Linked DNA regions of Homo sapiens: region 2 is linked to region 1. A link is an interaction called in ENCODE POLR2A ChIA-PET data of the cell type or tissue named here. Cell type or tissue: MCF 10A. All regions are shown on one strand. Each heading gives the region's core, and the rest is flanking DNA. Links, peaks and the distances in the headings are about the cores only.

The links. Peaks named below come from ENCODE experiments on the same cell type or tissue, not always from the same donor. Only the 100,000 strongest peaks of a DNase experiment are listed, where the experiment ranks them.
Region 2: POLR2A ChIA-PET joins it to region 1 with 5 read pairs; 3 of 35 experiments call an interaction of 5 or more read pairs at or near these places.

The regions. Positions count from the first base shown.
Region 1 is chr4:48,253,294-48,256,216 of GRCh38, forward strand. The region is part of intron 1 of TEC (tec protein tyrosine kinase); the gene reads right to left. Among named protein-coding and RNA genes, the nearest start is that of TEC, 15 kb to the right of the region's middle. In MCF 10A, for the core only: no CTCF peak of the experiment used is centred there; a DNase peak (open chromatin) is centred at 1,238.
Region 2 is chr4:48,345,606-48,348,528 of GRCh38, forward strand. All of the region lies in intron 1 of SLAIN2 (SLAIN motif family member 2), which reads left to right. Among named protein-coding and RNA genes, the nearest start is that of SLAIN2, 5.5 kb to the left of the region's middle. In MCF 10A, for the core only: no CTCF peak of the experiment used is centred there; no DNase peak of the experiment used is centred there.

The DNA of each region.
Region 1 (2,923 bases), core at 206-2,705:
CCTTCTCCCTGCTTCCACATAACTACTCTGTCCTGAAAATCCTTCCACCTCTTCTTCTATTATCTCTTCTCTCTAAAGCCCGTAGTCTTATTATGAGCTTTCTTTAACTGTTTTAATTACTCCTTCTCACCTTTTACAATCACTCCAATAAAGTTTTCATCCTGTCATTTACAAGATCATCCTGCCCCTCTTCTTTTTGTTCTTTCTCTTGCATTCTTCCACCTGCATACTCCTTAGGGTCATTCCTCAATCCTAAATAAATGTAATCATGTCCAATTCTTTTTTTTTTTTTTTTTGAGACAGAGTCTCGCTCTGTTGCCCAGGCTGGAGTGCAGTGACACAATCTCAGCTTACTGCAACCTCCTCCACCTCCCAGGTTCAAACAATTCTCCTGCCTCAGCATCCCGAGTAGCTGGGACCACAGGCATGCACCACCATGCCCAGCTAACTTTTGTAGTTTTAGTAGAGACAGGATTTCACCATGTTGACCAGGCTGATCTTGAACTCCCGACCTCAGGTGATCCACCTGCCTAGGCCCCCCCAAAGCGCTGGTATTATAGGCGTGAGCCACCGAGCCTGGCCTAATCATGTCCAATTTAATCTGAGTTCCCTTTTCCTTTCCTACCACTTGTTTTCCAGGACTCAAGCAAGCAAATGTACCAGGTCTTTTCATATCCCCATGTATCTGCTCGAGTTGTTCTCTCTGGAAGGCTCCTCCCTCTTTATCCACCTATTGAAATCCTATTCATTTTTCAAGGTCCTGATCATACGTAATCTCTTTTATGAAGTCTCCCTTATTTTCCACTCCTGCCATAATTAACGACTCCCATTAACCCCAAGACAACTGCACAACTAACGCAAACATAAAAAGTTGGTTGTATCTATGAATGCAGAGATAGCAGAGCTGGGAGAGATGACCATGAACCAGGTGAGTCAATCAGGGAGAATGACAAAGAGGTTGGTGGCAAAAGGAGAGACCAGGAGGGTACCTGCATGAATGGCTTGAACCCTAAAGGACAAAGGGGTTTTGCAGGAAGGCAGAAAAGTGATGCCCTAGAAGTGGCAAAGGGAAGCTAGGAGTAGGCTACAGCAGAGAGAGCTACAGGGAAGGCAATGCTGTTACTCTGTGAGGAGGCTCTGGTGTGGGAGAGTTGATTCACAGTGGAACAATGCTCTCAAAGGGCCACTGGAAAGATTTGGGAAGGCAGCCAGCAGAAGAATGGAAGTTCAAAATCATAGGAGGCTTGAGAGTACATAGAAAGACAGTTGATTAGAAAGGCTGGTGGCCAAAAAAACTGGGGATAAGAGGCAAGGCCTCCGCCTACACTGGCTGAGATCCCAGATGGTGTCAGAGACCAAATGAGGTTAGCATTCAATAGTCTTTGATCAGCATCCAAAGAGTAGGTTGACGAGTAATTTTTCCGATGTCTATGAAGAACAGATTTCTCTAATGTTCCACTCATGGCAAAATCCTTTTCCCACCCAGATCCATTTGTGGGCTATGCCATAGGGCAGGATGGAGGGGCGGGGGCTGTTGGTGAGGAGGTGTTGGGTGTGGCACCTCCTTTCACTAGGGCAGGGCTTACTGACCTAAAAGGGACACAGCAAGCTGAACATGGTGCAGAGTCTACAGGGATGAGAGGCCTGCAAGGCACCAAGTAGGCACGAAGGCCAAAAAAGTAGTGGATGACCAAGGGCAGACAGACAATAGCATAGGGAATCCAAGACAAAAATACTCATCTTCTGAAAACCCGGTATAAGCAGGGTTCTTTCAAATGCACATAATTAGATTTAAGCAAACAACAACAAAAGGAACACATTGGCTCACATAATCGAGAAGTCCTGGCACAGCTGACTCCTGCACTTCAAACAATGCTGAGTGTGCTCTCACCACCGTGCAGTGCTGCTTCTCACTGCACGGTCCCATTCTCTTGTATTGCGGCTTCCTCCATGGAGCAGGGAAAAATGACCACCAGTAGCTCCAGGTTACATCGCTCCAGGTTAAATCCCAGAGGAAGAGCTCCCCCTTTCCTAAATGCCAGCAGAAGAGTCCCATTGAGCCAGACTGGATCACATGCTAACCCCTGAGCCAATCCCTTGGTCAAGTGGAGGGACTGCTCGGATTGGCCAAGGCTGAATCACATGATCATCCCTGGGTAGTGTCAACTCCACCCAAACCACATGAATTGGACAGAGTAGCTGCCCAAAGGAAGAAAGTCTGGGCAGACAAATAATCAGTCCACTACAGCACAGTCACTTGTCAGGAAGGCCCCAGATAACCAAAAGGGCACTTGAGAGAGCTTTGAAGTCAGACAGAACTGGTTTTAAAGGTCAGCTTTGACATTTACTAGCTGTATGACCTCAGGTAAGTAATGTAACTTCTCAGTAACTCAGGTTCCTCATTGTAAAATAGTACCTACCTCCTATAGATATTGTGGGAGGATTAAATGAAATAATTTACATAAATTGCTAAGCACAATGCTTGACACAAAGTAAGTGATCAATCAATGGCAGCTATTATTATCAAAATAACAATAATGACAATTAGTATTATCAGAACAAAGGTACCATATGAAGGGTGATCTGTGACTCCATGAAAGAGAGGGCAAGGTCAGCATTTGGATAAATCAGCCCTGGGTCATGTATCATTAAGGACAACTGAGGACACAATGCAGAGGCCCAAATACAGAGTCAAAGCTAAGATAACAATTCAAATCAATAAACATGCTGAGCACCTATTGTGCACTAAGCACTGGAAATACAATTATGAATAACACACATATGACTCCAAGGTAAACTACCATGAAGAATGACTATGGCTCTGTGACAGTATTTCTGGGGGAGGAGAGGTTGACTGAGGCTGCTTCTACACTTTCAGCCACAGGCAGGGCACTGGAGTAGTGCTGAGCATACAACAGAACAA
Region 2 (2,923 bases), core at 196-2,695, 92 kb after region 1:
AAACTGTGTCTTCCTAACCTAGTTTTTGTGTAACGGATTTTTTTTTTAGCTTAAATATAAAGCTTTTATTTTATTTTTTTTTAGGCGTGCTCAGATTAAATATAAGGCTTTTAAATTTCCTTTTGTTAGTTTTTATTTACACATTTAATATTATGTTTCTGAGTTATTTGGTCATCTTTGTATTTGGTAGGCATATCTACTACGTCTTCATTCAAATTGTTGATAAAAATATTAAATTGACATAATAAATTACTCTGAAGTGGGCATGTCAGCTAGACTCACTCTGGATTAATACCAGTCCATTAATCAACACACATGGTTGTTCAATAATTGCTAGTTCTATCTATTATCGTCAGGCCCATATAACATTTTGTGTAGACATTATGATTTTGTAAAGTGCCTTGCTATAATTAAGCTATACTCTGCCTACAAGATTCTTACCTACAATGAAGAATACTACATTACTATCACCAACCTATTAAAATAGCCATTGCAGTTGATTTGTTTGGACTTGTTCATGATGAATGTTCTAGCATTTCATGTATCCACTTTTCCTTTCTTCACAAACTTTTTTTTCATCCAATTTTGAATTTTGCAAGGAATCAGTTTGGTCTGGACTTTCTAGACACTGCTTATTTTTCTCTTTAGAAGTCACCATATTTCCTTTTATCCAGACTTTTGATCCTGCCCGTGTTCACCATGATCTTAGTGATAAAATTTCTGTTCTTTTCCATCATTTGGAGTGGTAGGCCTAAGCCCATTTTAAGCTACATTCTGGCTCACTAGATCAATTTATCTTAGGTTTATGAAGACACTTCAAATTCATACTGACTTCTCATCGATAACCTTTGTTGATAAATGTCCCAATTCAGAGCTAGGTAGGTAATGTGGTTTTTATACTTTTTTGTCACTCGTGGCTCTTCACTGCTGAGAGTTGATTTATTGTATGACCTCTTTGTTTATGTATGCTTTTTGTAGAGGGCCATTGGTAAAAGTTGCCTGTAATTTAATTTGGTAAGCCTAAGTTAATAAAGCAATTTGTGTAATTATCACCACTTATCTGAATAGTTTGGCAGTCATTCACTGATTAACATACTAATATCTTGGGAAGTTTTATGTTTTCTAGACTCTTCTGTACCAAGGAGATGTTACTTTAAAGTAATGTGGTTTGTGTATGTGTGTGGGTTAGATGAATCAGAAGTTAGACATCTAATAAGCTTTCTATTTCCCTTTTTTTTTTTTTTTTTTTTAAGAGACAGGGTCTTCCCATGTTGCCCAGGCTAGTCTCAAACTCCTGGGATCAGGCAGTCTGCCCACCTCAACCTCCCAAAGTGCTAGAATTACAGGCATGAGCCACTGTGCCTTGCCCTCTATTCCATTGTTAGCAGTGGTTTTCCAGTCATTCTAAAATGGCTTTAATTTTTTTTCTTTAATGGAACAAATACTTAGAGTACCTGTGTGCAGCACAGTGTTGGGAACATTGAGAGACATGATAATGCAAGTTCTTAAAAAATAGAACTTGGCCAAGCAGAGCCTCATGGTTGATAAAAGTATATTGCAGTCACTGTGGTGTGCCCATGTTTTTATATGCCAAGCATTTTGCAAGACAGCAGTCCGCAACCTTTTTGGCATCAGGGACCGGTTTCGTGGAAGACAATTTTTCTGTGGACCAGGGGTGGGGGTATAATCTACAGCTCACTGCAGCTTCAGTACCACCCCCCCTCCCCCACCCCTGGCTCAAGTGATTGTCTTACCTCAGCCTCTTGAGTAGCCAGGACCACAGGCGCGTGACACCATGCCTGGCTAATTTATTTTTTATGTTTTGTAGAGATAGGGTCTCACTATGTTGCCCAGGCTGGTCTCGAACTCCTGGGCTCAAGTGATCCACCTGCTTCACCCTCCCAAAGTGTTGGGATTATAGGCGTGAGCCATCGTGCTCAGCTCCTTTACACATGTTAAATCATTTAATGTGTACAATTTGGAGTTGTAATTATTATTATTTTTATTGTAAAATATAACAAAATTTACCATGTTAATAATTTTTAAGTTTACAGTTCAGTGGCATTAAGTACATTCACAATGTTGTGCAATCATCGCCACCATCCATCTCTAGACCTTTCATCTTCCTCAATTGAAACTGTGTACCCATTAAACAGTTTCCCTGTTTCCATGGACGCCAGCCCCTGGCAACTACCATTCTGCTTCTCTGTCTATGAATTTGACCACTCTAGGTAGCTTGTGTAAGTAGAATCATACAATACTTGTCTTTTTGTGTCTGGCTTATTTCATTTAGCATTATGTTTTCACAGTACATCCATGTGGTAGAATGTGTCATTTTATCCCCATTTTACAGCAAAAGAAACTAAACCCAAAGTCGCATAGCTAATAAAGTGAAATTGAGATTGACACCAAACCTAAAAGTCAAGTCTGATGAAGTACGATTGATCTTGATTTATTTAGCCTATAGATATTTAGCTTGGGGAAGAGAACTTTTTGAGTATTTGAAGGACTCTAATAAGGATTATTACTTATATAACTAACTGTTCATCGCTAGACTAATAGGTGTAAATTAGAGGCAGGCAAATTTTGTTTTAGTAGAAGGAAGAATTTTTTAATAGAGCTGTTTTTGGATGATATGCACTACCCTAAAAAAATTGTTGGAAATAACCTTCAAAAGACTGCTGAATGCTCCTGTGGCAGGCGATGTTACAAAGAAGTAAAAAAGTTGAATTGGGTGAATTCTGAGTGTTCTTTTAATTCTGTTGCACTCTATGTGGGAGCATAAGAAACCTTCAAGACAGGCTGGGCATGGTGGCTCATGCCTGTAATCCTAACACTTTGAGAGGCCAAGGCAGACAGATCACTTGAGGTCAGGAGTTCAGAACTAGCCTGGTCAACATGGTGAAACCCTGTCTCTGCTAAA